Regions from separate parts of the Homo sapiens genome. Here regions 1, 2 and 3 are each linked to region 4. A link is a loop called in an ENCODE intact Hi-C map of the cell type or tissue named here. Cell type or tissue: CD4-positive, alpha-beta T cell. All regions are shown on one strand.

Evidence for each region. Hi-C counts contacts between places; a loop is a spot of excess contacts. Peaks named below come from ENCODE experiments on the same cell type or tissue, not always from the same donor. Only the 100,000 strongest peaks of a DNase experiment are listed, where the experiment ranks them.
Region 1: it touches region 4 in a loop (3-fold over the local background); 4 of 110 quality-filtered maps call a loop at or near these places.
Region 2: a loop joins it to region 4, with 3.0 times the contacts of the local background. A loop is called at or near these places in 7 of 110 quality-filtered maps.
Region 3: a loop joins it to region 4, with 9 times the contacts of the local background. A loop is called at or near these places in 29 of 110 quality-filtered maps.

The regions. Positions count from the first base shown.
Region 1 is chr10:73,106,301-73,114,300 of GRCh38, reverse strand. NUDT13 (nudix hydrolase 13) reads right to left here and starts at 3,846. Exons shown (of 9, transcript NM_015901.6): 1 at 3,734-3,846. RefSeq lists a silencer at 6,874-7,114. In CD4-positive, alpha-beta T cell, no CTCF peak of the experiment used is centred here; DNase peaks (open chromatin) are centred at 3,260 and 3,850; H3K4me3 peaks cover 966 bases; H3K27ac peaks cover 582 bases.
Region 2 is chr10:73,740,780-73,748,779 of GRCh38, reverse strand. It overlaps SEC24C (SEC24 homolog C, COPII component), which reads right to left and starts at 4,408. Exons shown (of 23, transcript NM_198597.3): 1 at 4,343-4,408; 2 at 1,776-1,975. The coding sequence starts at 1,947. It overlaps LOC124902453 (a long non-coding RNA gene), which reads left to right and starts at 4,515. Exons shown (of 2, transcript XR_007062195.1): 1 at 4,515-4,563; 2 at 5,569-5,816. RefSeq lists enhancers at 3,893-4,459, 4,360-4,789, 4,460-5,027, 3,867-5,066, 6,732-7,299 and 1 more. In CD4-positive, alpha-beta T cell, no CTCF peak of the experiment used is centred here; DNase peaks (open chromatin) are centred at 3,999 and 4,479; H3K4me3 peaks cover 1,988 bases; H3K27ac peaks cover 1,683 bases.
Region 3 is chr10:73,640,822-73,648,821 of GRCh38, reverse strand. It overlaps MYOZ1 (myozenin 1), which reads left to right and starts at 7,348. Exons shown (of 6, transcript NM_021245.4): 1 at 7,348-7,411. It overlaps SYNPO2L (synaptopodin 2 like), which reads left to right. Exons shown (of 4, transcript NM_001114133.3): 4 at 1-3,936. The coding sequence ends at 2,104. RefSeq lists enhancers at 408-1,111, 4,675-4,724. In CD4-positive, alpha-beta T cell, CTCF peaks have their summits at 4,292 and 4,494 (motif pointing right); DNase peaks (open chromatin) are centred at 1,191 and 4,491; H3K4me3 peaks cover 1,000 bases.
Region 4 is chr10:73,248,558-73,256,557 of GRCh38, reverse strand. MRPS16 (mitochondrial ribosomal protein S16) reads left to right here and starts at 3,914. Exons shown (of 3, transcript NM_016065.4): 1 at 3,914-4,088; 2 at 4,535-4,795; 3 at 5,567-7,709. The coding sequence starts at 4,076. The coding sequence ends at 5,706. It overlaps CFAP70 (cilia and flagella associated protein 70), which reads left to right. Exons shown (of 28, transcript NM_001367801.1): 27 at 142-189; 28 at 2,503-2,796. The coding sequence ends at 2,583. The region is part of intron 2 of DNAJC9-AS1 (DNAJC9 and MRPS16 antisense RNA 1); the gene reads right to left. RefSeq lists a silencer at 657-832 and enhancers at 3,519-3,778, 3,899-4,188, 3,628-4,195. In CD4-positive, alpha-beta T cell, no CTCF peak of the experiment used is centred here; DNase peaks (open chromatin) are centred at 3,227 and 3,877; H3K4me3 peaks cover 2,061 bases; H3K27ac peaks cover 1,868 bases.

The sequences.
Region 1 (8,000 bases), 140 kb after region 4:
TGAATTGCCAAGAGGGTTATACTTTAAGCCAGAATGGGATCACTCTGTAATATTAAGGAAAGACAAACTCAATAGGAGTCAGGTGATCTTGTTTCTAAATTGCATTTCTACCCCTAAGTAGCTATGGGATCTCAACATTTCAGTACTTCTTTCATGATCTAGAAAACTGAAACCTGTTCTACCCACTTAGAGTAAGAATGAAGTAGAAGGAATCCTGTAGATAAGAATATATAAAGTCACAACATTAGGAAATTTTTTCAGAAGGCAGCTATGCAAATTCACATGGATCCAAGATATTTTCTATTTTTTTGTTGCTCATTGGGAAAGAAAAAAAATCTGTAACTAAATAATCCATTCTGGCCAAGATGGTCCCTTTAAATTGTATATCAGTATTTTATTCCCCATGAAAAGTACCTCTCACATTGGCAGTAAAAAAAGTCAAGAATTCATTACAGTTAAATAACCAACCACCCTTTTCACTGTGTCTGAGGAAAGCCAGCTTTGACACTAAATGACCGAGGAACATCTAAAATTTAGTCCTACTTCTTGGTTGCATAATTATGAATCACTGATGATGAATTCTTGGACAGTTTTGGCTACAATCTATGTCCTAGCCATGGGTAAAATATATTTAGCAAATGACATTCAACAAAGTATTTATTGAGTACTGACTTTATTCAGGGTCCCTTAAAGAACACAAAAATGTAAAAGATGAAAATCCCTGCCCTCAAGGAACTCTAGCAGGAGAGAGAAAACAAATATATAGCCAGCTTTCACAGAAGGCAGTATGCAATATGTGGGTTGCAAAGCACTCTAGGAGATTATTAAAAGTATTATTCCTACTTTAATAACCCCAAAACTAGTGTGATATACTATAAAAAATGTATTTAAAGTCATTATTTCTGGCTCATACACCACTCAGAATGTAAACTGGTATGATATTTTTACAGGTTGATTTGGAAATATCTATTAAAGTGTCAAATAATAAGCCTCTCTTTTTCCTCAGCAATTCCATGTTTAGGAATTTACCCTAGGAAGGAAAGGATATGTACAAGAACGTTAACTGAAAATTATGATAAAATGGATTAATACGCGACTTAAGAACAAATAGAAGGGCTGGGTGCGGTGGCTCACGCCTGTAATCCCAGCACTTTGGGAGGCCGAGGCGGGCGGATCACCCGAGGTCAGGAGTTCGAGACCAGCCTCACCAACATGGAGAAACCCCATCTCTACTAAAAATACAAAATTAGCTGGGCGTGGTGGCACACGCTTGTAATCCTGCCTACTTGGGAGGCTGAGGCAGGAGAATCGCTTGAACCTAGGAGGCAGAGGTTGCAGTGAGCAGAGATCGTGCCATTGCACTCCAGCCTGGGCAACAAGAGCAAAACGTCGTCTTAAAAAAAAGAAAAAGAACAAATAGAAAATAATATAACAGTGAAAAAAATATATATATATAGTAACAGGGAGAGAGACTTAGAACACATTATTAAGTAAACAAAAAAAGCAAGGAGGAATTGGAGGTGATACTAGTCAAAGTGTACAAAGTTTCAGTTAGGATGAATAAATTCTGGATATCTATTGTGTTGTATGGTAACTATAGTTCATAATATATTATATACTTGGAAATTACTAAGAAAGTAGATATTAAATATTCTCAACACACACAAAAAATGTGAGGTGATGAATATATTAATTTGCTAGATTTAATCATTTCACAATGTATACCTGTATCAAAACATCACATTGTAAACTATAAATATATACTTTTTTTGTCAAAAAGTATATATTATACTTTAATACCTTAATATTATACCTTAATAAAGCTGGAGAAAAAAACAGGTAACAGTTGGTTAACATGACCTAATTATTTATAAAAAAAAGGACACAGACATACCAATATACATAAATTATATGTATTTAATTATATTTTTCTTTCTATTTTTTTTTGAGACGGAGTTTCGCTCTTGTTGCCCGGGCTGGAGTGCAATGGCGCAATCTCGGCTCACCGCAACCTCCACCTCCCGGGTTCAAGCGATTCTCCTGCCTCAGCCTCTCGAGTAGTTGGGATTACAGGCATACGCCACCACGCCTAGCTAATTTTGTATTTTTTTTAGTAGAGATGGGGTTTCTCCATGTTGGTCAGGCTGGTCTCGAACTCCTGTTCTCAGGTGATCTGCCTGCCTGGGTCTCCCAAAGTGCTGGGATTACAGGCAAGAGCCACTGCCCCCGGCCTTATTTATATTTTTCAAATGACTAGAAGTATACATACCAAACTATTAAAGAGTGACTAATTTGGGGGAGTGGGATGAAGACAAATATTGAAAAAGGTGCCTGTAATTTTTATTTTGTTCATTTTTCTGTACTGAAAAAAAAATTAGCCATGTGTACTTATTCCTTTTAAGACAAAAGAAAAGCCTAATAAAATAGTAGTTCCTGAGACTAACTGGTTAATGAGGCTACCTCCATGCCACTGTTCCCCAAAACACCTCACCATATTCCATGAGCCAAAGGGAATTCATTTGGTGAGTTTCTTGGACCTTGGGAACTGCTGCCTGATGTTTTGCCTAGTTTCTGCTACTAAATTAACCTTAGCCAGTTGTAGATTATCATGGCTGCTGACTCATGAGCTGATGGTCACAGAGCTATTTATGTTTTTAAAAGTACAATGTTTGATAGAGATGAAAGGTAATAGCAGTCTTACCCAACTACTAAATGATGAGGCAAGGTGCTTTAACATTAAGAGTTTCTTTGAACTCCCCAACACAAATGATTCACACGTTTCTTATCCTGTTCATCTTTCCAGAAGAAAGATTATAAAGTACTACAGCGTGACAAAAAAGCCCATCTTGTAGTGAGCCGAGATCGCGCCACTGCACTCCAGCCTGGGCGACAGAGCGAGACTCCGTCTCAAAACAAAAAAACAAAACAAAACAAGACAAAACAAAAAAAGCCCATCTTGAATCTAGTGGTTACTTCCACCGTGAAGAGGCCAGGTTCCCTAGTATTTAAGAGACCTTTTTTTAGGCCGGGCGCGGTGGCTCACGTCTGTAATCCCAGCACTTTGGGAGGCCGAGGTGGGCGGATCACGAGGTCAGGAGATCGAGACCATCCTGGCTAACACGGTGAAACCCCGTCTCTGTTAAAAATACAAAAAAAAGTGGCTGGGCGTGGTGGCGGGCGCCTGTAGTCCCAGCTACTAGGGAGTATGAGGCAGGAGAATGGCATGAACCCAGGAGGCGGAGCTTGCAGTGAGTGGAGATCGTGTCACTGCACTCCAGCCTGGGCGACCAAGTGATACTTCGCCTGTGTTTAGAGTCCGTTTCTCCACGACTGTGGACCTCCATGGGACAGGGAAATATGGAAAACTGAGGAACCACGGGAATACAGCTTTGAAGGTCTCACTGACCTGCTTTATAGTTTGCTTTCTAAAAAATAATTTTCCCTCCTTTAAAAAAAAATAAAAATTAAGGCACAATGTGAGAGGTTGGCAAGTTCCATTTTTAAATGACTCTCCAAAAAAGTATCAGAAAATGATGAGCTGTGGTTACTGATGTAGCTCCACAGTTATGAGGCAAAACTATGGTTATATCCCTGGTTTCTGCAAAAAGGAAGAGATTAAGCTAAAATGTTAAAATGCTGTGACCACGACCTTTTTTCAAGTTCTGATCATGCCTCCCTGTGAAGTCCTTCCTGCACTTAGAAGCTGAGCAGGTTTCTGTTTCACTGTACTCACTCTGAATTCTTTTCGGGGCACCTTCCTAGTCCTCAGGAATCAGCACAAAAGAGGAAACTCCAAATGTTCACGTTCAACGGCTTCCGTTCCCTGGAGGGACCATTGCTGCTTCTGCCACACTTCCCAGAATCCTCCTAGAGATGCACTCTGGGAATTGTAGTTCAGTTCCCAGGCATGCTGCTGTGTTCTCCAGCTGCAAGTTAACCATGATTGTCAAAAGCATGAACATCTAAGATCTTATTACCAAGAGAACTACTGTATCCTTGGAGAAAGTAGGTTAGTATTAGATCCATTTTTTAATTAAAAAAAGATAAAGTCATTAAGTCCACCCTCATACACAGAAGGCATATATTATGAGGCTGGGGAGAGGATGAAGCAGGGGTGGGAATCAAATACCTTTTAACCTTAGTATATCTCTAGTTCTCTCTCTGCACACTTTAGAACTAGCTCTAAAATTTCATGAAGTTCTTCCAATTTAAAAGGATGGGACTCTGTATAGGTATGTATAGATATGTTTGAACTTATGGTAGGATTCATTTCTTGATCAGAGGAAGCGCATTCCATTTGACTGGAAGTAGTCTCCTAGAAGTGTGTCCGGAGTTGGTTCCTTCCAGTGGGTTCTTGGTCTTGCTGACTTCAAGAATGAAGCCGTGGAGCTTTCGGTGAGTGTTATAGCTCTTAAAGGTGGCACGAACCCAAAGAGTGAGCAGCAGCAAGATTTATTGTGAAGAGCGAGAGAACAAAGCTTCCACAGCGTGGAAGGGGACCCGAGTAGGTTGCCGCTGCTGTTGGGGGTGCCAGCTTTTATTCCCTTATTTGTCCCTGCCCACATCCTGCTGAATGGTCCATTTTACAGAGCACTGATTGGTCCATTTTATGGAGTGCTGATTGGTCCATTTGACAGAGTGCTGATTTGTGCATTTACAATCCTTTAGCTAGACACAGAGTGCTGATTGGTGCGTTTTTACAGAGTGCTGATTGGTGCGTTTACAATCCTTTAGCTAGACACAGTGCTGATTGGTGCATTTACAATCCTTTAGCTAGACACAGAGTGCTGATTGGTGTGTTTACAATCCTTTAGCTAGACACAGAGCACTGATTGGTGCATTTTTACAGAGTGCTGATTGGTGTGTTTACAATCCTTTAGCTGGAAACAGAGTGCTGATTGGTGCGTTTACAATCCTTTACCTAGACACAGAGCGCTGATTGGTGCATTTTTACAGAGTGCTGATTGGTGTGTTTACAATCCTTTAGCTGGACACAGAGTGCTGATTGGTGCATTTTTACAGTGTGCTGATTGGTGCATTTACAATTCTCTAACTAGACAGAAAAGTTCACCAAGTCCCCACTCCACCCAGGAAGTCCAGCTGGCTTCACCTCTCAGCAGAGCTACTTTGGTGCTGCTCTCTTCTCGTTTTACTACTGAAGTTACTTGCCTATGAGAGAAGACACTTTTTTTTTTTTTGAGATGGAGTTGCTCTGTCGCTCAGGTTGGAGAGCAGTGGTACGTACAATCTTGGCTTACTGAAACCTCCTCCTCCGGAGTCAAGTGATTCTCCTGCTTCAGCCTCCCGAGCAGCTGGGATAACAGGTGCACACCACCATGCCTGGCTAATTTTTGTATTTTTAGTAAAGCCAGGGTTTCGCCATGTTGACCAGGCTGTCTTAAACTTCTGACCTCAAGTGATCCACTCGCCTCAGCCTTCCAAAGTGCTGGGATTACAGGCGTGAGCCACCGCACCCAGCCAAGAGAAGAAGTCCACTCATTCAACATGTATTTAATGAGTACCCAATGTGCCTAGGACTGTTATAGGGATAGGATACAGCAGGGAACAAAACATGAAAATCTCTGTCCTCATGTAACTTACATTCTAGAAGGGGAAACAAACGAGTAAATATACAATGTGTCGTGGTTATAAAGCTTAAGAAGAAAAATAAAGCAAGATAAGTAGAGGGATTATTTTGCTATTTTATATAGGATGGTCAGCCTCATTGTTAAGATAATATTTAAACAAAGACCCTGAAGAAGGTGATGAAGAAACCAAATTTATATCTATGGAAAGAGATTTGTAGACAGAGCAAAATAAGCATATGCAAAGGCCCTGGGGTGGGAGTGTGCCGTTTGAGGAAAGGCTAGGAAAGAGCATGGTGATCAGAGATGAGATCAGAGTAGGCCGGGCATGGTGGCTCATGCCTGTAATCCCAGCACTTTGGGAGCCCGAGGTGGGCACATCATTTGAGGTCAGGAGTTTTAGACCAGCCTGGCCAACATGGTGAAACCCTACTAAAAATACAAAATTAAGCCAGGTCTGGTGTCACATACCTGTAGTCCCAGCTACTTGGGAGGCTAAGGCACAAGAATCGCTTGAACCCGAGAGGCAGAGGTTGCAGTGAGCTGAGATTGCGCCACTGCACTCCAGCCTGGGTGACAGAGCGAGACATTGTCTGAAAAAAAAAAAAAAAAAATCAGATTGGTTCATTATCCTTAAGGAAGACACAGAAAATTGTAGGGAAACAAGATATAAAGTCAATGGATTCTAAGGATGCTTAGGGGGAAATTGGGGCTCTAATAATTTAAAAAGTCAAAATAACTTTTTGTAGTAATTGTTAAGTGCTATAATAATAAAAATAGCTCAGACTGAGCATTTGCTGTGTTCCAGGCACTATGCTAAGTGTCCCACATATTTGTCATTAATCCTCACATCCTATGAAATCTGTATTAAAATTTGTACTTTAGGCTACGTGTGGTGGCACACGCCTGTAATCCCAGCACTTTGGGGACTGAGGTGGGAAGATTGCTTGAGTTCAGGAGTTCAAGAAACCAGCCTGAGCAACATGACAAAACACCATCTCTACAAAAAATACGAAAATTAGCTGGGCATGGTGGCATGCACCTGCGGTCCCAGCTACTCAGGAGGCTGAGATAGGAGGACTGCTTGAGCCCAGGAGTGAGCCGAGATCATGATGCTGCACTCCATCCAGCTTGGTGACAGAGACACCCTGTCTAAAAAAAAAAAAATTGCACGTTACAGATGAGAAAACATAGGCTTAGAAAAATTAAGTAGGGGAGGCGCGGTGGCTCACACCTGTAATCCCAGCACTTTGGGAGGCCAAGGCGGGTGGATCACAAGGTCAGGAGTTTGAGACCAGCCTGGCCAATATCGTGAAACCCCGTCTCTACTAAAAATACAAAAATGAGCCAAGTGTGGTGGCGTGCTCTTGTAGCCCCAGCTACTCGGGAGGCTGAGACAAGAGAATCGCTTGAACCCAGGAGGTGGAGGTTGCAGTGAGCCAAGATTGAGCGACTACATTCCAGCCTGGGCAACAGAGTGAAACTCCATCTCAAAAAAAAAAAAAAGAAAAGTAATTTGTCCATATTTACACAGCTAATCAGTAGAAGTGTTGGGATATTAAACTAAATCTGTCTTAAGAAAGAATCTGTACTTTTGACCACCATACTATAGACCTGGATTGTATCTCTGACTGGGTGTGAGGTAGAGAAGTTGAACATAAATATTGGAAAATATTGGAAGGATTGAAAGAATCCCATGTTCATAAATTGGAAGGCCTAATTTGGTTAAAATGGCATATTCCCCAAATTGATCTACAGATTCAATGCAATTTCTATTAAAATCTCATCTGGCTTTTTTTGCATAAGCAACAAAGGAAAAAATAAGACATCAAAATTTTAAGAACTTTTGTGCTACAAACAATATCATGAAGAATATAGAAAGATAACTCACAGAATTGGGAAAAATTATTGCAAGACATGTATCTGATAAGGGACTTCTATCTGGAATATATAAAGAACACTTAAATAACACAGTAATAAAAAGATAAACAACCAAATTTTAAAATGAGCAAAGAATCTGAATAGATACGTCTTCAAGGAAGATAGAAAAATGACCCATAAGCACATGAAAAGATTTGCATGGGAAATGCAAATCAAAATCATAATGAGATATCATTTTATACCCAATAGGATAGCTACAATCAAAATGCAGATAATGACAAGGAGTGGTGAGGATGTGGTGGAATTGGAATCCTCATACACAGCTGGTAAAATTGTAAATGGTGCTGCCGCTTTTGAAAACAGTTTGGTGGTTCCTCGTAAAGTTAAATATAGAGTTACCAAATGACCCAGCAATTTAACTCCTGGATTTATATTCCCAAGAGAATTGAAAACAAATGTCCACAAAAACTTGTAAATTAATTTTTGTGAAGCATTATTCACAATATTCAAAAAAAGTACAAACAACCCAAGTGA
Region 2 (8,000 bases), 490 kb before region 4:
CAAGAGCCAAACTCCAGCTCAAAAATAAAAAAGAAAAAAAATAAGGCCAGGTACGGTGGCTCACACCTGTAATCCCAGCATTTGGGAGGCTGAGGCGGGTGGATCACCTGAGGCCAGGAGTTTGAGACCAGCCTGGCCAACATGGTGAAACCCCATCTCTAATAAAAATACAAAACATTAGCCGGGTGTGGTGGCACATGCCTGTAATCCCAGCTACTTGGGAGGCTGAGGCAGGAGAATCACTTGAACCTGGGAGGCGGAGGTTACAGTAAGCTGAGATTGTGCCATTGCACTCCAGCCTGGGTAACAAGAGCAAAATTCCATCTCAAAAAATATTAAAAATAAGGCCAGAGGTGGTGGCTCATGCCTGTAATGTCAGCACTTTGGGAAGCCGAGATGGGTGAATCATTTGAGGTCAGGAGTTCGAGACCAGCCTGGCCAACATGGTGTAACACTGTCTCTACTAAAAATACAAAAAATGCCGGGCATGGTGGCGGGAGCCTGTAATCACAGCTACTCTGGAGGCTGAGGCAGGAGAATTGCTTGAATCTGGGAGGCGGAGGTTGCAGTGAGCCGAGATTGTGCCACTGCACTCCAGCCTGGGCAACAGAGCGAGACTGTCTCAAAAAATAAATAAATAAATAAATAATAAAATAAGTAAAATAAAATAAAAAAACAGGGAAGGGGCCGGGCGTGGTGGCTGAAGCCTGTAATCCCAGCATTTTGGGAGGCCAAGGCTGGTGGATCATTTGAGGTCAGCAGTTCTTCAAGACCTTCCTGGCCACTGGTAAAACCCCATCTCTACTAAAAATACAAACAGTGGCCAGGTGTGGTGGCTCACGCCTGTAATCTCAGCATTTTGGGAGTCCGAGGTGGGTGGATCACTTGAGGTTGGGAGTTCAAGACCAGCCTGACCAACATGGAGAAACCCCATCTCTACTAAAGATACAAAATTAGCAGGGTATGGTGGTGCATGCCTGTAATCCCAGTTATTCGGGAGGCTGAGGCAGGAGAATCACTTGAACCCAGGAGATGGAGGTTGTGGTGAGCCGAGATCGTGCCACTGCACTACAGCCTGGGCAACAAGAGTAAAACTCTGTCTCAAAAAAAAAAAAAAAAAAAAATACAGGCCAGGCACGGTAGCTCACGCCTATAATCCCAGCACTTTGGGAGGCTGAGGCGGGCAGATCACAAGGTCAGGAGTTCAAGACCAGCCTGGCCAAGATGGTGAAACCCCCATCTCTACTAAAAAGACAAAAAAATTAGCTGGTGTGGTGGTGGATGCCTGTAATCCTAGCTACTCAGGAGGCTGAGGCAGAGAACTGCTTGAACCTGGAAGGTGGAGGTTGCAGCCAAGAGGGTGCCACTGCACTCCAGCCTGGGCGACAGAGAGAGACTCTATCTCAAAATAAATTAAAAAAATACAAAAATTAGCTGGACGTGGTGGTGCATGCCTGTAATCCCAGCTACTGGGGAGGCTGAGGCAGGAGAAGTGCTTAAGCCCAGGAGGCAGAGGTTGCAATGAGTTGAGATCATGCCACTGTAATCCAGCATGAGTGACAGAGCAAAACTGTCTCAAAAAAAAATTAAAATAATAATAAAAAAAGGGAAGGGAAGGGCGCCCACGGGGCTCTCAGCTACACAGGGCCAGATTTATGTTCCTCAATCCCAGTTATCCAAACTTCTCAGGTAGCTTAGCTAGAGCAATACAACCCAACCTGAAGACTCTGCTGATTTCCCTCCCTAGCTCAAAGGAAACAGAAACAGAAACATACCTTGGGGAGGTGTTTGCTGATAGCCTGGTACTGGGCCATTGTAGGCTCCATAGGGAATGGCGGGGGCTGTGGACCCTGATTGCCCACCATAGCTGGACTGATGATACCCTGGGTAGATGGGCTGGGGCTGCCCAAATGGTGGCACAGGTGGAACTGACTGGTTGACGTTCATTATGAAAGCATTCCCAATTTGATCTCACCTGTGAGAGAGAGGAGAAATTAGTCAAAATGAACTTTCTAAAGAGAGCAACTATTCAGGGCAGGAAGTAGAGATAAAAAGAAATTGACCTTATCAGACAGTGATCAGTTTAATAATCCTCACACTTCCACAGGATCTTAGTAATTTTCTGCCCCAGCCAGCATTCAGATTATCTCCTAAAAGCAAGGATTTTGTTATTCTGACCATCCACCCTTTGTCACTGTCTAAATAGTATAAATTTCAACTTCAGACAGATCCACTGAAATGGAGCAGCAGCCTCCATTCCCCAGTGGTATGATTTCTAGTGTCTAGTCACACAGTCTTGTGGCTGATGAACTACCTTGATGTTACAGGTGAAAGAAACAATGTTCCCACTTTCCATTCATTCACTCTAGCATCCATTCATTCAGCAAACATCGAGTACCCTCTAGTGTGCTGAACAATTGATTTAAAATCAATCAGGCTAAAAATCTAAAACAGATCTGCTAAAATCCTTCCCCCTCAATGACAAAATTTAGGCTGAGTTACAGAAATGACATTCTTTAGCTAAACTGCCATAATACAAATGATACTCCAACCCAAGTCTTTCCACCAAAAGAGTGTATGGACCTTAAAACTGAAGGTTTTTTTTTTTTTTTTTTTTTTTTGAGACGGAGTCTCACTCTGTTGCCAGGCTGGAGTGCAGTGGCGCGATCTCGGCTCACTGCAACCTTCACCTCCTGGGTTCAAACGATTCTCCTGCCTCAGCCTCCCGAGTAGCTGGGATTACAGGCGCGTGCCACCACACCCAGCTAGTTTTTGTATTTTTAGTAGAGACAGGTTTTCACCCTGTTAGCCAGGCTGGTCTCGATCTCCTGACCTCGTGATCCACCCACCTTGGCCTCCCAAAGTGCTGGGATCACAGGTGTGAGCCACCACGCCCGGCCAAAACCGAAGCATTAAAATCAATAAAAGTTGGCCAGGCACAGTGGCTCATGCCTGTAATCCCAGCACTTTGGAAGGCCAAGTCGGGCAGATCACTTGAGGTCAGGAGTTCATGACCAGCCTGGCCAACACGGTGAAACCCAGTCTCTACTAAAAATACAAAAACTAGCCGGGCATGGTGGCACACGCCTGTAATCCCAGCTACTTGGGAGGCTGAGGCAGGAGAAATCGCTTGAACCCGGGAGGCGGAGATTGCAATAAGCCGAGATCGTGCCACTGCACTCCAGCCTGAGCAATAGAGCAAGACGCCCTTTCAAAAAAATAAAAAATAAAGGACACCTGAAAACTCTAGCAAGGTAACAGATTAAAACCAAGTGCAGAACAGGCACCAAAACTTCTTCACATAATCTGAGGAAACAGTTCAAGAATCAGGGGCAAAGTTAGAGTTAGATTTCATGGAAAAAAATCATTCACCTCATCCCTCAAGCAGAAGACTATGAATATTCTAAATTCCAATGCACTTCTCCAACTCTCCTGTTTCTGCTCCCCTTACGATTGTTATGAATCTCAGCCACCATCAAAATTATTACAATCTTGCTCATCAACACAGGGATGAATTAGAGGGCCTTTTCTAAACAGGGTCCTTCCAAGAAAACTATCTCATCACATCTACTTTCAACAGCTGTATCATTCCAATTATCCTGTAGACAGAAGGGGCCCAGAAAGCAGGAGCACTCAGAGTTGCTGCAAAGGGAACAATGGACCTCTCCCCCTTTGCTAGAAGGGCCACCTTGACTATAGAAAAGGAGCTGATCCTGGTCTAAAACTCTTTAAACTCAAAGTTATCTCAATAGCTGTTCTTCCAAACCCTAAACCTTACAGAGGTAGGTCACTGACACTAAGTTTAAAATATGTCCTCTCCCTTTATGTTTCCAAAGCCGGGGGGAGGGGTAAAGAAAGGAGCTTCTTCTCCAGAAAATAATCCCCTCAAACACATTCAAGAGCTTGGAGTCAGACTGAAGTCTCGACTCCATTCTGGGTGGATAGTCGAGGGTGACAACCCAAGGGGGCGGGGCAAGCTTCCTAGAACTCTGAAAGTAGTCAAGCCATGGAGCCTCGGAGAGCCGAGGATCAAAACCGAGAAGCCAAGTCGGCTTCTAGGGCCACGTTAAGAGAGGGGGCTGCTCTGTTAAGCACAGAGACCAAACGTCTTGCACCTTTTAACAGGCTCGGGGCAGGAAGCAGGAGCCGGAATCTGGGCCGGGAGACGAAGGGATGGTCTAGGACCTGCTCCTGGATGGTGGATGCGTGAGGTGAGGGTCTCTACCCAGGCCCCGCCCCCAGGCTCCTCCCTTCTTTCTGAAACCGGACCCCAATCTGGCCAGTAATACCCTGACCTCTCCTTTGCTTTCCTACCCGCCAACCTCCCGATGCCACTCCTCACCCGGCTCCAGATCCAGGTTAGACTTCGTTCCTAACGTCAAGGCTCCCAGGCTCCACTTCCGGTTCCGAGGGGGCCGTCCCGTCACCCCCGGAAGTTCCTCCTCCACGCTTTAGGGCCGGGCCACTTCTTCTGCCACGTCTGCATTTCGGGGACCCGGATGCCGCGCATGCGCCTCTTTCATCTTCCCATCATGGCCGCCGCCTGTGCGCCTCTGCTGAGTCGTATGTATTTCCCTCCTGACATTTTTTTTCAGATGTTCCAGTCACTTTATGGCCTCACCAACAGAAATGAGATTAAAAAGAATTTGTCAAACTATCTTTAATAATGCCCCTTCACTCTGCCTGTGACGTATTAGTGACCTCTGAGCTAGAGTCTTGTAGTCACTTCCTGGTGACCCCTGACCCCGTTGATTTCCGTCCGCTAGGTTGCTCTCACCCATGGCGTTTGCTGGTTATGAGATTTGCGGAACGTGTGGTGGTGGTAAAGGGCACCAACTGTTGTCAACCTGCATGTGGGGGTCTGAGGTCTGGCTCTACAGCTTGTAAAATGGAAATAATAATGCCCAGAGGATGAAATTAGGCCACATAGGCCGCTTGGCATCATAGTAAGCACTCAGTAAAGGTCAATTGTTATTAACCATTTTTATACAGCGCCTTTGTTTAGGTGCAGAGCTTTATCAGAGCCAAAAGATCTCTGCGCTCTGTTGGAAAAGATAGTTCCTGCAGTAATTATTAGTACCCCATTTAATGGCTAAGTAATTATAGCTAACAGTGCTAGGATTTCTTTTTCATATATGACTTCATTTGAACTTTTCAGTACTATTTGTTGATTTCATAATTTTTCGAGCACTGCTGTTGAAACTGCCTTTGCAAAATTACAACTGAGGAAATTATGATAGTGGAAGAAATCAGACTTAACCGACTCCATCTTGCTTCTAACCTTTAAGCTGTCCTTATTCATTCCTGGGTGTAGGTGGAACTAACTTTGGGGAGGAATTCAGTTTATGGTTTGAAACAAAATTGATAATAGCCCCTTCCCGAAAAGACCCCCTTCTTGCCTGGGGACCAGTCTGTCTTTACAGGACTAACAAATTAGCTACAAGATTACAAATTACAGTTTAGGGGACATGCAGCCTCTCGCTCCAAGAGTCTGAACCTCCCCAAATTGCTTTTAGGAATAACATAACTATTGTAAAACCTAAGATTAGTGCTTGAGATGTTTTGCAGACCCTGCACTCATTGGATCAGCTGACTACCTAGACCAGTAACCTGGCTCAATCAGTTCTGCCATTCCACCCAGGAACAGAAAACAGCAAGAAAACCTCACTTTGACTCCCTGTGATTCCGTCTTCAACCTGACCAATCAGCACTCCCCGCTTCCCAAGCTCCTACTCGCCAAATTATCTTTAAGAACTCTGATCCTCAAATGCTCAGGGAGACTAATTTGTGTAATAATAAAACTCTGGTCTCCCACACAGCTGGCTCTGCGTGAATTACTCTTTCTCCATTGCAATTCCCTGGTCTTGATAAATCAGCTTTGTCAAGGCAGCAGGCAGGGTGAACCCACTGAGCGCTGACATTGTGTGCCAAGCCATGTTCTTGGGTCTGGAAATAGAGCAGTGAACAAAAGTGTTTGTTCTCATATTATTGACAGTAAATATCAGTTATTCTGAGGCACAGAGTGGTTTATTCACTGAAAAATTTGCACTTTAGGCTGTGCTGGAAACTATATATTAGGCATTGAGCATGCTTTACTAAACAAGCAGATTGTTCTTGTCCTCTGTTTTGTTTTGTGACAGTCTTGCTCTGTCTCCAGGCCGGAGTGCAGTGGCCCAATCTTGGCTCACTGCAACTTCCGCCTCCTGGTTTCAAGCGATTCTTATGCCTCAGACTCCCGAGTAGCTGGGATTACAGGCATGCGCCACCACCCCAGCTAATCTTTGTATGTTTGGTATAGACAGGGTTTCACTATATTGGCCAGGATGGTCTTGATCTCCTGACGTTGTGATCCGCCCCCCTTGGCCTCCCAAAGTGCTGGGATTACAGGTGTGAGCCACTGCGCCCAGCCTGTTTTGTTTTAGAGACGATTTTGCTATGTTGCTCAGGCTGGGCTCAAGTGGTCCTCCTACCTCAGTAGGAGTAGCTGGGTAGTTGAGTAGCTAGGGCTACAGGTATGTGCCCCCACATCTGGCTAATTTTTTGTAGAGGTGAGGTCTCCCTGTGTTGCCCAGGGTGGTCTCAAATTCCTCCCACCTTAGCCTTCCAAATTGCTGAGATTACAGGTGTGAAGCCACCACACCTGACCTATCAGTTTATAGTCAGTGGTTAAGTGTGATCCTCAGATCAGCAGTATCAGTAACACCTGGAAACTTGCTTGAAATGCAAATTTCAGACCCGCTTTACATAGATAAGAGCCAGAAATTCTGGAGGTGGGGCCCAGCAAGCTATGGTTTAAGGCCCTCCAGGTGATTCCATTGCTGATTGAGAACCACTAGTCTAGATGAATAATTTGCCAAATTCAACTAAGATATGTTGAGCACCTGACCTAAACTGGTCCTCTGCTAAGCATTTTCACATGATTCATCCCACTTGACTCATATCGATATAGGAAAGTAAATATCCTCTGTCTTGCTTAAGGTTGCACCCACTAGGGCCGGGCATGGTGGCTCATGCCTGTAATCCTAGCACTTTGGGAGGCCGAGACAGGCGGATCACCTGAAGTCAGGAGTTTGAGAGCAGCCTGGCCAACCCTGTCTCTGCTAAAAATACAAAAATTAGCTGGATGTCGTGGCACATGCCTGTAATCCCAACTACTCAGGAGGCTGAGGAAGGAGAATCGCTTGAACCCAGGGGACGGAGGTTGCAGTGAACCAAGATTGCACCACTGCACTCCAGCCTGGGACACAGGGCAACACTCCATCTTAAAAAAAAGGTTGCACCCCTGATAAGTGGTAGATCCTAGATTCAGTTTCTTTCTTCCCCCTCCCCCCACCTTTTTTTTTTTCTATTTGAGACAAGGTCTCTGTCACCCAGGCTGGAGTGCAGTAGCATGATCTTGGCTCACTTCACCCTCTGCCTCCCAGGCTCAAGTGATCCTCCCCACTCAGCCTCCCTAGTAGCTGGGACTACAGGCATGTGCCACCACTCTTAGCTAACTAAGTTTTGTATTTTTGTAGAGATGGGGTTTCACCATGTTACCCAGGCTGGTCTCAAACTCCTGGGCTCAAGCAATCTGCCCGCCTTGGCCTTCCAAAGTGCTGGGATTACAGGCATAAGCCACCATGCCCGGACCATAGTTCATAGTTTCTTTCTTTTTTTTGTTTTTTGAGAGTCTCACTCTCAAAAGGGGTATGGGGCGGCTCCAGGGCCAGGGATGGGACGGCCACAGTTGCGGCAGCTCCAGGACGAGCAAGTGGATCCCGGGAAGCGCTGTGAGCTCCCGAGCCAGCCGGGAGGACGCTTACTACAGCTGCTCAGAAGCACTGCTGGAAGCTCAGATGTGGGCGCCCCAGCCAGAAACCTAGAGGGGTACAGGGAAACTACCGAGAAGCCCCTCCTGATGCCCCAGGGAGCAAGCCAACTCCTTCCAGGCTCCAGGAACACCACAAAGCAATATGAAACCTGTTCATGAGAGGAGTCAGGAATGCCTTCCACCAAAG
Region 3 (8,000 bases), 390 kb before region 4:
CAGGACAATTGCATCCCTGCTCACTGCAGCCCCCAACCCCCACTCCAAAGGGGTACTTATGTTTAAGAAACGGCGGCAGAGAGCCAAGAAGTACACCCTGGTGAGCTTCGGGGCTGCTGCTGGGACAGGCGCTGAGGAGGAGGACGGCGTTCCCCCCACGAGTGAGTCCGAGCTGGACGAAGAAGCCTTCTCTGACGCCCGCAGCCTCACCAATCAATCTGACTGGGACAGTCCCTATCTGGACATGGAGCTTGCCAGGGCGGGCTCAAGAGCATCAGAGGGCCAGGGCTCTGGGCTGGGAGGGCAGCTGAGTGAGGTCTCTGGGCGAGGGGTGCAGCTCTTTGAACAGCAGCGCCAGCGCGCAGACTCCAGCACCCAGGAACTGGCACGGGTCGAACCAGCAGCCATGCTCAACGGGGAAGGCCTGCAGTCACCACCTCGGGCCCAGAGTGCTCCCCCAGAGGCAGCTGTGCTCCCACCCAGCCCCTTGCCGGCGCCTGTAGCCAGCCCCAGACCCTTCCAACCAGGTGGTGGAGCCCCGACCCCAGCTCCAAGCATCTTTAACCGGTCAGCCAGGCCCTTTACCCCGGGCCTACAAGGGCAGCGGCCAACTACCACCTCGGTTATTTTCCGGCCTTTAGCCCCCAAAAGGGCGAACGACAGCCTGGGGGGCCTCAGCCCCGCCCCACCCCCCTTCTTGTCTTCGCAGGGGCCCACCCCTCTGCCCAGCTTCACTTCAGGGGTTCCCAGCCACGCGCCAGTCTCTGGTTCCCCCAGCACCCCACGCTCCTCGGGCCCTGTGACAGCCACCAGCTCCCTGTACATCCCAGCCCCTAGTCGGCCTGTCACCCCAGGTGGAGCTCCAGAGCCCCCCGCTCCTCCTAGCGCAGCTGCCATGACCTCCACCGCTTCTATCTTCCTATCTGCGCCTTTGCGACCCTCTGCGCGCCCAGAGGCGCCTGCCCCAGGCCCAGGGGCTCCTGAGCCCCCCAGCGCTCGCGAGCAGCGCATCTCTGTGCCAGCTGCCCGCACGGGTATCCTGCAGGAGGCCCGGCGCCGGGGGACCCGGAAGCAGATGTTCCGGCCGGGAAAGGAGGAGACGAAGAACTCGCCCAACCCCGAGCTGCTATCGCTGGTACAGAACCTGGATGAAAAGCCTCGGGCCGGGGGTGCAGAATCTGGTCCTGAAGAAGATGCTCTGAGCCTCGGGGCTGAAGCCTGCAACTTCATGCAGCCAGTAGGGGCCAGGAGTTACAAGACCCTGCCTCACGTGACACCTAAGACCCCCCCTCCAATGGCTCCCAAGACCCCGCCCCCTATGACTCCTAAGACTCCACCCCCAGTGGCTCCTAAGCCCCCATCTCGAGGGCTCCTTGATGGGCTCGTGAATGGGGCAGCCTCTTCGGCTGGAATCCCTGAGCCACCAAGGCTGCAGGGCAGGGGTGGGGAGCTGTTTGCTAAGCGGCAGAGCCGTGCGGACAGGTATGTGGTGGAAGGTACACCTGGTCCTGGTCTTGGCCCTCGGCCTAGAAGTCCTTCTCCTACCCCGTCTCTGCCCCCTTCCTGGAAATATTCACCCAACATCCGTGCCCCGCCTCCTATTGCTTACAACCCACTGCTCTCTCCCTTTTTCCCCCAGGCGGCCCGAACTCTCCCTAAGGCCCAATCCCAGGGGCCTCGGGCAACACCCAAGCAGGGCATCAAGGCTCTAGATTTTATGCGGCATCAGCCCTATCAACTTAAAACTGCCATGTTCTGTTTTGATGAGGTTCCCCCGACTCCTGGCCCTATCGCCTCAGGGTCCCCCAAAACTGCCCGAGTCCAGGAGATTCGCCGGTTTTCCACTCCGGCACCCCAGCCCACTGCAGAACCCCTGGCTCCCACTGTGCTTGCCCCCCGAGCAGCCACTACACTGGATGAGCCCATCTGGAGAACAGAACTGGCCTCAGCCCCTGTTCCTAGCCCAGCCCCTCCTCCAGAGGCTCCCAGGGGCCTTGGGGCTTCTCCCAGCTCCTGCGGTTTCCAGGTAGCCAGGCCCCGATTTTCAGCCACCAGAACAGGATTGCAAGCTCATGTGTGGAGGCCTGGGGCAGGGCACCAGTGAACAGGCACAGGTCCCAGGACCAAGGAGAGGTGGAACATCCAGTTCCTAAAGTTGCTTCTCCTACCCTATCCCATCCCCTGTCACGCATCTGGAAGCTAAATTGCCTCCTGCCAGAGATGGTTTCCAAGTTGATGTCCCCTTCCCCCACCTTCCTCCTCACTCTCTACCTCCCTGCCGCTTTCCAACCAAGTATGTCTGCTTTGGTATCTTTGCCTCTCTTTGTCTCTGCATTTCCTTTCCTGGATCTCTGTCTTTATTTCCAGGCTTCTCCACCCATATTCCTCCACAGATCTCTCTTCCTTGACATTTGTGCTTTTCTCCCTGGGCCTCATTTTAATGTTCAGTGAGAAGTAAACAGAGCAGAAGTGACCACTGGGACTTCAGGCAAGAAGCTCACCACCAGGCACACAGCAAAGGGACTGAACTGACCCCTGTTTGCACTAAGCCACCCCCACCCCCCACTCTGCTTTCCCAAGCTTGACTGGCATATACCTAGGCCTGTGTGTGTGTGTGTGTGTGTGTGTGTGTGTGTGTGTGTGCTCTTCCGTCTAAGGCATGAATAAGAGGGGAGGTCAAAATAAAGACCCAATCTGAGGCCGGGCACGGTGGCTCACGCCGGTAATCCCAGCACTTTGGGAGGCCGAGGCGGGCGGATCACGAGGTCAGGAGATCGAGACCATCCTGGCTAACACGGTGAAACCCCATTTCCACTAAAAATACAAAAAATTAGCTGGGCGTGGTGGCGAGCGCCTGTAGTCCCAGCTACTCGGGAGGCTGAGGCAGGAGAATGGCATGAACCTGGAAGGCGGAGCTTGCAGTGAGCTGAGATTGCGCCACTGCACTCCAGCCTGGGCGACGGAGCGAGACTCTGTCTCAAAACAAACAAACAAACAAAAGACCCAATCTGAGTCTTATCGTTGTACTGATAGAAGGGTCAGATATCCCCACATGGAGTTGAGTGGGAGAAAGAGATTCACTAGAGAATAACTCCTTAGAGACCAATGTCTGTAGCAGGTGTACAGCATCTTGTGAAAGTTATGGAGCATGAAAAGACTGAAGGGCCAGGACAGTTTGCATGGGCTGAGTTATACCAGCTAGACCAGGAATAGAACAAAGAATTCTATACCTCAGGATTTCAAAAAGTTAGCAACTTGAGAGGCCAGTGCTGAGCAACCCAGTACCCAGGAAATGAAAAAAAGAAAGAAAATTCCCTCCGAGAATGAACAAATCATTGGCTTCATTGCCTCATGAGCTTGAGAGAAAGGAGAAGAGAGCCAGAGTGTGGCAAGTGAGGCCAAAATCAGAAGCATGGCAGAAATGAGTGTAAGTGATTGAGCCACAGACAGAAGTGTGGCGAGGGACAATGCCATATTGGGAGAAGGTAAAGTTGAGTAACAAGAAACCAACCGTGTGTGAGAGGGGGATTGGAAAAAAATTTGAGGGAGAAGAATGTTAGAATGGAAGGGAATGATGGTGGAAGGGAGGTGTGAGGGTGTGTGCTGAGTGTTGAAAGAACGGTTGGTGTCTGTGTGATTTTCCTTGAGTCTGTTCTTCAGTGTGTCTTCTGCAGCTTGCCATGACTGCCTGGGAAAGAGTAGGGAAATACCCAGAGCCAAAACCTCCTTTCAGTCCCACCCCATCCCTCAAAACCCCAGCTATTGCTTCTTTTCAGCTTCAGGTCCTGATCTCCAATCTTAGTATGGACTCCCTTCTCACCAAGACCACCACCAGCTACGTTTGCTGTGTAATCTGGAAAGTGATAATTTCCTTTGCTTGTTGGGTGTGAGTCACAATACTTTGGTTTGTGCACAAGAATAAATTTATGCCCCATACCTTCTGTTGCTGTTATCTTCTAGTTTTATTCCTAAATCCTGATCTCTCCTTAATCTTCTTTAACCCATTCCCCTGATCTGATTTCTGATCTGTCTCTTTTCCTGCCCTCCCATTTTTCATCCTTTTGCCCTTTGTTCCCAGGTCTTTTGCTCTTTTATACAAATTCTGTCCTGCTTTGATTTAGCCACCTCCATCACTCTTCTTGGTTCCCTCTCCCCACAGTCTTCATCCAAGTTCTCCCCTTTCCCTCCCTTGCCTCATACTTTCTAGGTAAGGCTTCAGTTCACAGAACTCAGAGAAGTTGGAAAGGCCCTCTGAGCCCTTTGCTATCAACATTTCCTCGCTCCTTAGAGGAAGCAACCATATTAAACAGTCTCTGGGAAGTAAATGAAGAGAAAGCAATGGCTGGAGGGCTGGAGGGGAAGGTGGGATGGGAGAGGGAAGAATAAAGCTGAATTGAGACTACTAAAGAAGGGAGGGCGTTGGAGGTAGGTGAGAATTAGACTTCAGAGAAGGAAAGTGCCATTGCTCTGATTCTGCCAGCAGAGGGCACATTTGTGCCAATAATCAGACCCAGGCCGCAGACTCTTCCAAGTGCACTGTCTTAGAATTCCAAAAAAAGATCTCAGAGACCATAGGTTAAATAGCCTGTCTTCACCCACTCAGTCGTTTTGGGTACTCAGTTGAAGGAGATCAAACTTTCAGTTTGTTTTTGTTTTTGAGGGTGAGGGTGGTAGTGATGATGAAGTCACCTTTAGCTATTTATAGTTCTTCTTTTTTTTTGAGATGGAGTCTCCCTCTGTGGCTCAGGCTGGAGTGCAGTGGTGCGATCTCAGCTCACTGCAACCTCTGCCTCCTGGGTTCAAGTGATTCTCCTGCCTCAGCCTCCCAAGTAGCTGGGATTACAGGCACGCACCGCCATGCCTGACTAGTTTTTGTATTTTTAGTAGAGACTGGGTTTCACCATGTTGGCCAGGCTGGTCTTGAACTCCTGACCTCAAGTGATCCACCCACCTCGGCCTCCCAAAGTGCTGTGATTACAGGCATGAGCCACCACGCCCGGCCTATTTTATCTTCTAATTGCTTCCTTGGGTTGGGAGGGGATGGAGGAGGACAAAAGATGAGGGGTCTGGAGGCATAACTAGCCTGGGCAGAAGCCAACTGTGAGGGGATACCTTTTAGGGTCTCCACAGGATGGAAAAAGGACATGGTCAGGAAGAGTAAAGAGCTCAGAAGGGGACAAAGGAAGTTACAAAAGCCACTTCCTGGTGCGTGCCTGTAGTCCCAGCTACTCAGAGGCTGAGGTAGGAGGATCACTTGTGCCCAGGTGTTCAAGTCCAGCCTGGGCAACATAGTGAGACCCCCATCTCTAAAATAAAGAAAGAAATAATTTTTTAAAAAGCCAGCTAGGCACAGTGGCTCACGCCTATAATCCTAGCACTTTGGGAGGCTAAGACAGGAGGATTGCTTGAGCCCAGGTGTTTGAGACCAGCCTGGGAAACATAGTGAAACCCTGTCTCTACAAAACATATGAAAATTAGCTGGGCGTGGTGGCATGTACCAGCAGCCCTAGCTACCTGGGAGGCTGAGGTCGAAGGATTACCTGAGCCTGGGGAGGCTGAGGTTGCAGTGAGCCAAAATTGTGCCACTGCACTTCAGCACAGGCAACAGAGTGAGACCCTGTCTCAAATAAATAAATAAATAAATAAAGCCACTTCCTCAGGTAGCAGCAACAGGGTTGTGGTGGCTGCAGCAGAAGTGCTGCAGCAACTGGTTCCAGAATCTAAGCAGAAGGTGGAGGAAGATCATGCAGCTACTGAAGAAGGGCCTGGGGAAATGATAGGCTTTCCCCAAAGGGGCTTTCAAGCCTGTGGCCCTGCCCAGAGACTCCGCTGGAACAGTACAAATGGCACAGTCCAGATCCTATGTGGTATGTGCTCCCTTTGCAGGAAATCTCAAGTAGAAACCTCAGAGAGCCTGTAATCCCAGCACTTCGGGAGGCTGAGATGGATGGATCACGAGGTCAGGAGATCGAGACTATCCTGGCTAACACGGTGAAACCCCATCTCTACTAAAAATACAAAAAAAAATTTAGCCGGGCGTGTTGGTGGGCGCCTGTAGTCCCAGCTACTCGGGAGGCTGAGGCAGGAGAATGGCGTGAACCTGGGAGGTGGAGCTTGCAGTGAGCCGAGATTGCGCCACTGCACTCCAGCCTGGGCAACAGAGCGAGACTCCGTCTCAAAAAAAAAAAAAAAAAAGAAGAAGAAAAGAAACCTCAGAGAGCCTATATGTGCTTCTCAGGGAGACATCGATGTCTATCCCGCACAGCAGGTTGAACTGAGCATCTCAACAGCAAATGGAGGTTAAAAGGCAGATCCTGGCTGGGCGTGGTGGCTAGAGAATAACTCCTTAGAGACCAGATCCTGGCGGTGGCTCACGCCTGTAATTCCAACATTTTGCGAGGCCAATGTGGGTGGATCACCTGAGGTCAGGAGTTTGAGACCAGCCTGGCCAACGTGGTGAAACCCCGTCTCTACTAAAAATACAACAATTAGCCGGGCATGGTGGTGGACACCTGTAATCCCAGCTACTCAGTAGGCTGAGGCAGGAGAATTGCTTGAACCCAGGAGGTGGAGGTTGCAGTGAGCCGAGATCGCACCACTGCACTCCAGCCTGGGCAAAAAGAGCGAAACTCCATCTCAAAAAAAAAAAAAAAAAAATGCAGATCCAAGTGTTTGTCTTTTATTAAAACTGCCAGAGCTCAAGAGGAAAGAATAGGGAGTGAGGCAGACAGAATAATTGTCAAGTCTTCCCCACATCATTCCTTTGTAGGAGGTACTGGGTTTAGTTAATTTGGTCCCTTAACCTGCCAAGATCTAGCCCTTACCGAGAAAAGACCAACCTATCCAGGAACTTTAAAAGAGCAGTTCCACTGTGAAGACTTCCCTTTTTGTCCCCAAATATAGCACTTTAAGCCCTCCCTGCTCCAAATACACCCACAGGTCTCTCCACTCTGCCCTGGATTGGCTCTGTGTGGCCCTCAGGGCATGTTCCCCAGACTCTCTCTCTCTGACTGAATTCCTATCCAATACTTGCTGTCTACTTCCTGTCTCCCTCTCAGTCTTCAGTTTCTCCCTAAGTGCTTCTTTGGATCTCAGGCTCTAGGTGCAATGTGAAGGGGAGTCCCTGGGCAGACTGATCCCTGGCTCAGACAGTTCAGTGGGAGAATCCCAAAGGCCTTTTCCCTCCTTCCTGAGCCTCCGGGCAAGGAGGGAGGGATCTTGGTTCCAGGGTCTCAGTACCCCCTGTGCCATTTGAGCTGCTTGCGCTCATCATCTCTATTAATAACCAACTTCCCTCCCCCACTGCCAGTGCTGCCCCCACGCCTGCCCAGCTCGTGTTCTCCGGTCACAGCAGCTCAGTCCTCCAAAGCTGCTGGACCCCAGGGAGAGCTGACCACTGCCCGAGCAGCCGGTAAGTCTCCAGCTCTATCGTTAGAAAGGCTGGAGCCCACTGTGTTGACTTCTGTGTCTGTGTCTACAATTGTGATTCTTGATCCTGGGGGAGTCTCCCCTCTCCTCATCTATGCTCAGCTCCCAGCTGTCCAGTTGGAAGGAGAGGGGAAGGAGAGTTGGAAGGAGAGGGGCCCAGGAGGTTGGGGGGAATGGAGATGTCGGGGGAGGCACTGGAAGAATGGGAAGGGAGACCCCACTAAGTCAGTAGAGTTGCAGATGTATTTTTTGAGACAGGACTTAGAAGAGGACAGCATTTCACTGAGTGCCAACTTCTCTTAAGAAGGGATTGGAGTCCATCTTATCCCAGTTTGTCCCTTTCCATTGCCAGATCCTATTACTATGTTTCTGCCCCACCTCAATTCCCCACTGCTATGATATTGCTGAATTGACGTGTCGGGATTTGAATGCTCCCTACCCTTCCCAGTTCCACACCTGCCTCCACTCTGGGGTCTGTGGCGGGAGTGATTGCAGGAGCAGGGCCATGACTTCCCAGGCCATGTTCCAGCTGGCCTGATGAAGGAGCAACAACCTCTCCTTCCTATGGAGAG
Region 4 (8,000 bases):
CTCAATTCAGAAGTTCTTAACTGGAAGGTGTAGAAGCCTCTGCCTTAGGTGTAGGTGCCTCTGCCTTAGCTGAGGCAATGTATTTTCCTTACCATAATGTTTATGACCTGTCATCATCACCAACTGCTGCACTTTTTTCAGGTTGGACGGCAATTAGAAGCTGAGCAGGCCTACAAGTACATGATCAAGGTATGACACAGATGCCTCTGTCATTTGCCTGCCCCATGTTAAGGGTGGGAAATTAGGAGGGAGGTACTGGCTTAATTCAGGACTTTCATAATGTGAATATTTTTCTAGAGGCTTTTCTTACCATCTTTGCCATTATCGTGGGGCTGCTGGGTTTGTAATAACAACCTACATATTACCATAGGTGATCTTTCTTCCAGCTCTTTAGAGAGAATATATAATAGTTAATAGAAAGATAGCCTGGGAGTCAGTCAACCTGAATTATGATTCTGGTTTTGCCATTAACTTACTGTGTTAATAATATTGTGGGCTTCATTTTCCTCGTGTAATATGTAGGGGTTGGTCTAGTCTAGGGATCAGCAAACATTTTCTGTAAAGGGCAAAATAGGAAATTTTGGGGGATTTGTAGGCCAAACAGTCTGTTGCAACTACTAAACTCTGCACTTGTAGTACACAAGCAGCTATAGGTGATACATAAGTGAATGGCTGTGTTCCAATACAATTTTACTTACAAAAAAACAGGTAGTGGCCAGGCATGGTGGCTCACGCCTGTAATCCCAGCACTTTGGGAGGCTGAGGTGGGTAGATCACAAGGTCAAGAGATGGAGACCATCCTGGCTAACATGGTGAAACCCCGTCTCTACTAAAAATACAAAAAAATTAGCCGAGCGTCTTGGTGGGCACCTGTGGTCCCAGCTACTCTGGAGGCTGAGGCTCCGTCTCAAAAACAAACAAACAAACAAAAACAGGTAGTGAGCTGGATTGGCTCATGAACAACCCCTGGTCTGTTCTATCAGTTACATATACATATATATTTTGAGACAGAGTCTTGCACTGTTGCCCAGGCTGGAGTGCAGTAGCACGATCTCAGCTCACTGCAACCTCCACCTCCCGGTTCAAGTGATTCTTGTGCCTCAGCCTCCCAAGTAGCTGGGATTACAGGTATGTGCTACCATGCCCAGCTGAATTTTTTTTTTGAGATGGAGTCTTGCTCTGTCTCCCAGGCTGGAGTGCAGTGGCGCAATCTCCACTCACTGCAAGCTCCGCCTCCCGGGTTCAGGCCATTCTCCGCTTCAGCCTCCTGAGTAGCTGGGACTACAGCCGCCCGCCACTGCCCCCAGCTAATTTTTTGTATTTTTAGTAGATAGGGTATCACCGTGTTAGCCAGGATGGTCTTGATCTCCTGACCTTGTGATCCCCCCGCCTCGGCCTCCCAAAGTACTGGGATTATAAGCGTGAGCCACCACGCCTGGCCAAATTTTTGTATTTTTCATAGAGACAGGGTTTTGCTATGTTGGCCAGGCTGGTCTCAAACTCCTGGTCTCAAGTGATCCGCCCACTTCAGCCTCCCAAACTGTTGGAATTACAGGTGGGGGCCAACATGCCTGGCCTGTTCTATTAGTTATGAATTGCAAGTAACTTGACTTGAAAGACAGTGGTTTAAACAAATTAGTTTTTTCTCATCTAATGAAAAGTCCAGGGCTCGTACCGCAGCTCCACAATGTCATCAGGGACCCAAAATCTATCTTTGTGCTCCACCAATTGTAGCCTGCAGTTTCTATCCCTCATAGTTGCAAGACAGCCAGCGTAGCTTACTATCATATTCATGTTTCAGGCAAGATAAAGAACAATAAGGGGAAAAGGAAAAAGGGGCCATGCTACTTCAGTTCCCTTTAAAGGACTTTCCCTAAATAAAGGGCTTCTCCAGGTGTCCTACCCAATGACTTTAGTTTACATTTCATTGGGTGGCAATTGGTCATGACTACCTCTAGCTGCATGGGAAGCAGGAAAATGTGGCTTTTTAGCTGACTGCATTACTGCCTTGAAAAGAAATTAAGATTTTGTTAGTAAGAAAAAATAGGTATTCTGTAGGCTCCTAGATGTCTCTACTACATATCTAGATTCTAAAACTAAAACCAGATCTAATATAAGCCTATGATTTCTGTCTCTGATTCCCTGATATCACTTGCCAGATGGGAATACTATGCATTAGCCAAGAGATGCTGGTAATAATGTGAACACTTTTTAAAAATAAAAAAAGTAAATTTTAATGAAGTTATCTTACAAAAAAATGTACAAATCATGACCGTGCATAGTGCTTGATGAATTTTCACAAAGTAAACATATCCATGTAACCAGGACAAGGTTCTAAGGTCTTCTACTGGAGTTTTCATGAAGTAGGGAAATAGGAAGAGCCAATTCCATCCCAGGGAACTATGTTCTTTAGCCGTAGCCCCACAAAAGAGGGGTCTTCAAAGCCACATAAAGTATATCACGTATGACATATATCTTTCCCTTTCTTCCTCTTTCATGTAGCTGAAATTGAAAGATGAGGCTCTGCTTGCAGAGATCCACACACTACAGGAAACAGTTGGCTTTGGAAATCCATCTTTCTGATACCCCTCCAGCTGAACAATTTTCTGCATGGGACTCTGAGTTCCTTTCCTTCCCAGAGAGTTTTACCGTATGAAGCCTGGAGCTGGAGAACGAAAGAATCTTCACTATAAACAGAGACCCATTCATTTATTTCCATTGGCTGTGTTACTGGATGTTTTACTGGTTGACGAGAAACTGGGTCACAATAAAAAAATGGAGATATGAAACTCAAAATTCATCAGCATGGTTCTGGAGTTAACGTATACTGAGTTACATGTAGGTATTTAGTTATATAAATAACTATAGTGTAATTGCTATAATAATTATATGGCATATATATACATACAATAAAATTAAGGTATAGTGGGGTCATTATTAGGGTTTCTGATGAAAGCTTATTGGATCACTCCTGGAGGAAGTCAGGTGCTAAGGTTTCTGGACAGGTTCAGTTAACTGAAATACAGGAATTAAGGCATCATTTTCAAAGGTGGCCCTGGAGGAAGACTGCTATGCTGGGTCACTGTATTAGGGCAAAGAGCATGCTAGCCCTTTGGAACTAACAGTAAACGAAAAAGCTGAACAGAGAGGTCTTTGCTGAAGGTGGAGCTATTGACACCTTCTCACCAAACACAGGCATCTTCATGGATCTAAACCACTAGGGCTCCAAGGAGACACCGTTACCCTCATCACCGAGGTCATATTCTAGGGCTACAGATAAAAAAAAAAAAAATCATACTTCACCTCTGCCCTGGATCACAGCACGGCAAAAGCAGGAATAACCCCTCCTTTTTTTTTTAAGGTGTGACTGCCTCGATAGGGGTGGGACGACAACAGGAGAAAAGGTGAGAGGTAAATTAATTTTGGTTAACGAGAAGGATAAAGTAAAATCTAGTCACTTACAATCCTTCTCCTAGTCTCGGCCCTGACACTACCTCCTCTGTGAAGTCTTCCTTAGCAAGCACTAGGTTTGCCTTCTCTGCTCGCTGTCCTTGCGCTGAGTACTACTGATCGCGCTAGTTTCTCTGCTGTCATCTCACGGTCTCCCCAGCGGACTGTGAGCTCCACGAGGAAAGAACAGCGCCCTTTAGTATTTGCGTTCTCAGCGTTGCGCCTCGGCACCAACGCTTGCAAGATGGATGGCTTTTGTAGCACTTTCCTTGGCGCGCCTGGGATTCGCCTAAAACTTCTGACTCCAGCAGGGACTCACAAGTCTGAGAGGGATCGCACCGCCACTCCCACAAGACACCACGAGAAACGCCTCTTTTGCAGCAGTTTAAGGTACGTTAGGGGTCACCGTGTTGCATTGTGGGAAGTATAGGGCGGCAAGCGGAGGAGGCGTGGCGAGCGGATCATCCGCTTCCGGAGTCGAGGTTTTCGGGCTTGTACCGCTTGGCGGTGCGGCCTGGTGTCGGCTTGCAGGTTCTTTCTGTGTTTGTTCTCTGCCCTGCCAAGGCCGTAGAGCTGGTGCGTGCGGGTAGCGGGGCTCTCCGAGGAGCCGCACGCCGGCGGCACCATGGTCCACCTCAGTGAGTCATCGGGCCACCGCGAGACGTTCCGGGCGGTCACGGGGCTCGGGAGTTCGGGGCCGGGTGGGGAGAGCTCTCCCAGGCGCGATGGAGGCAACCCGAACCTGAAGCAGCCACACTGCCTTACATTTGATCCTTCTCTCAGTTTTTTCCCCACTTAATCACCGCTGAAAAATTTCCACCCCATTGAAGCAGCTAAGGCTCCGACAAGGTCACAGAGCCTAGTGAATGGCAAGCCCATGCGGGGTGGGTTTGGGTATGAGGAGGAGGTCATTGCTGGCTGGACTGGCCAAGAGGGGTTTCACAAAGAAGAGTAGCATCTAAACTGGATTGACAGGAATGGATTGGAAGTGAGACATTTCAGTGGGAAAAGGGAATTGTGCCGTCTGTGTCATTTTGTCCTTTTTGTGCTGTTTTTTGTGTCCTAACCAGCTGCTTTTCTACAGCTACTCTCCTCTGCAAGGCCTACCGTGGGGGCCACTTAACCATCCGCCTTGCCCTGGGTGGCTGCACCAATCGGCCGTTCTACCGCATTGTGGCTGCTCACAACAAGTGTCCCAGGGATGGCCGTTTCGTAGAGCAGCTGGGCTCCTATGATCCATTGCCCAACAGTCATGGAGAAAAACTCGTTGCCCTCAACCTAGACAGGATCCGTCATTGGATTGGCTGCGGGGCCCACCTCTCTAAGCCTATGGAAAAGCTTCTGGGTAACTCAGCTCTGGTCTTACCTTATTGAGGGGATTTTAAACTGAAGTCAGCTCCAGGACAGTAGGTGTAAGAATGATTTTCGGCTGGGCACGGTGGCTCACGCCTGTAATCTCAGCGCTTTGGGAGGCCGAGGCGGGCGGATCACCTGAGGTCAAGAGTTTGAGACCAGAGTGGCCAACATGGTGAAACGCTGTCTCTACTAAAAATAAAAAAAAAAAATTAGTTGGGCGTGGTGACACGCACCTGTAGTCTCAGCTACTGGGGAGGCTGAGGCAGGAGAATCGCTTGAACCCAGGAGGCGGAGGTTGCAGTGAGCCAAGATCGCGTCACTGCACTCCAGTCTGGGCAACAGAGGGCGATTCCATCTCAAAGAAAAAAAAAAAAGAGTTATTTCATTCCCTCTAGGCTGTTCAGGACTGAAGTGGGAGCTGAAGTTGTGATCTAATTGGCATTTTGAATCTGGAGGCCCCTTTTGTGGACTCCTTTGTAAGACTTTGGGTGACTGGTATTTTATGCTAAAAATAGGAATAGTATGTTTTGAATGGCCATCTGTCAGTTTACGTTTTTTAAAGTAAGGGGAATATTGTTAGGGAAGTAGACATCCACTGTCTCCTTGCCGGGGAGAAGTAGTACAGAGTTTGGCAAGTGAGGAGCATGGTTTGCATCCATGCACTGGGTCAGATCTCAGACCTCAGTTCTGTGAGACAGAGTTCCTAGGGAAGCATTGGCTTATACTGTGTTATAATAAGTGAAAAATCTGTTACTTTTAGGTCTTGCTGGCTTTTTCCCTCTGCATCCTATGATGATCACAAATGCTGAGAGACTGCGAAGGAAACGGGCACGTGAAGTCCTGTTAGCTTCTCAGAAAACAGATGCAGAAGCTACAGATACAGAGGCTACAGAAACATAAATGAGCTGACTTTAGTGAGCATAGCAGTGGGAACAAGGTCAAGGTCCTTTTGAAACACTGCAGCGATCTTAATTTTGTTAGATTTGGAGTTCAATAAATGGAGTATCCTGAGTTGCCCTTGCTCTTCTGGCCTGGCCTGCACAGGGCCCAGGGAGAGATTTGTTCTTGTGTGACTTAGAGCTGGGTGTGGGTACTAATTAGCTTTTTTCGACTTTGTCTTGGGATAGACAGTGGCTATGGGAGGATTGGACTTTTGAGTTGGGCTCTGGGTCTCTTGGACAACTTTACAATTTACTGGCTTCCAAGACTTCCTGCTTCAAAACCCCCAGCCAGACTATTCATGGCCCATTCAGATCTTCATGTTCATCCCACAAGTGCAAGAACAGTTAACCTTTCTTAATTGATTTTTGTAATTGGAGGTTTATATTGTCTTGCCTAATGCATATTCTCTTTTTTTTTTTTTTTTTGAGACGGAGTCTTGTTCTGTTGCCAGGCTGGAGTGCGGTGGTGCAATCTCAGCTCACTGCAATCTCCACCTCCTGGGTTCAAGAGGTTCTCCTGCCTCAGCCTCCTGAGTAGCCGGGGAGCTACAAGCATGCACCACCACACCCAGCTAATTTTTTTTTTTTTTTTGAGAGGAGTCTCGCTCTGTCGCCCAGGCTTGAGTGCAGTGGCGCGATCTCGGCTCACTGCAAGCTCTGTCTCCTGGGTTCATGCCATTCTCCTGCTTCAGCCTCCCGAGTAGTCCCAGGAGTAGCTGGGACTACAGGTGCCCACCACCACACCCAGCTAATTTTTTTGTATTTTTAGTAGAGATGGGGTTTCACCATGTTATCCAGGATGGTTTTGATCTCCTGACCTCGTGATCCGCCCGCCTTGGCCTCCCAAAAGTGCTGGGATTATAGGCGTGAGCCACCGCCCGGGCAAATTTTTGTATTTTTAGTAGAGATGGGGTTTCACCGTGTTGGCCAGGATGGTCTCAATCTGACCTTGTGATCTGCCCACCTCGGCCTCCCAAAGTGCTAGGATTACTGGCGTGAGCCACCACTCCTAGCCTTAATGCATATTCTTAAATATACAAAGGTAGATTTGTTATGAAAATTGCTTTGGGGCTCTAATAACCTACCTTTTAAGAATGAGAAACTGCTGGGCTTAAGGGAGTTCAGTATGAATCAAGATTGAACCATTCAAATGTGGCTGTGATTTCTGCATATATCATAGATGGGATCCTTCTGAGAATACTGGAATAGGGAATTAGGACACCAAGCCAATTCAGCTGTGAACCTTATTCTTGTACTTTTCTTTCTTGCTGGTAATTTTATGGAGCAGGTTAAGAAGGCTGCTCTGTGTTAGGATAAACTGTATACCAATAATGTTGACAACCTGTAATGAGTGTTGCATTTTACTTCTTGTATCTTTTCCTTCCTACCTTGATGCCAGTAATCTATAAGGGATCTTTATAGTTTGAATGTATTTGAATAACTTCAGTATACTTTAGTTCTACTTTTTTATTTGACTCACAACCATTCTTAGGTCTCAAGTATTCCCATGTGTTTTAAAAGCCTGAAGTCAGTGAGATGAAATTCAACATCAAGAATTTGAAGTAACTTGTAAGGAAAAATAATATAAAGATACCATTGGGGCAGTGGCTCACACCTGTAATCTCAGCACTTTGGGAGGCTGAGGTGGAAGGATCACTTGAAGCCAGAGTTTGAGACCAGCCTGTGCAACACAGCAAGACCCCGTCTCTACAAAAACTTAAAAAATTAGCTGGCTGTGGTGTTGCTCACCCATAGTTCCAGCTACTCGGGAAGCTGAGGCAGTAAGATCACTTGAGCCCAGGAGGCCGATGCTGCAGTGAACTGTGATTGTTCCACTACAGTCCAGCCTGGGTGACAGAGAAAAGAAAAAGAAAACATTACATAATTTGGCTAGAGCATAATAATTTGATTTTCTGGTTTTTGAAAATTTGAGTTGCAATAAAAGGATATTTCAGTGTGCGATTTCAATTTTCCGTAGCAAATGTATATATAGAAAAATGTTAAAATAGATGTATTTGAATACCTTAAAAAATACAAGAAACTGGAAGAAAGATAATATTGCAAAGCATCTACATATATCCTAGGCCTTTTGTGTACAAGGTTATTTGTGACAATTGTAAGGTATTATGAAGGCAGGTAGGATTATCTCCGTTTTACAGATAGGGAAGCTGAGGCCTAGAGGTGGAAACTTGCCCAGTGATGTAAGATTCATCTCCCGGTTATGCCCTCCTGGAAAGCCCTTCCCAACATATT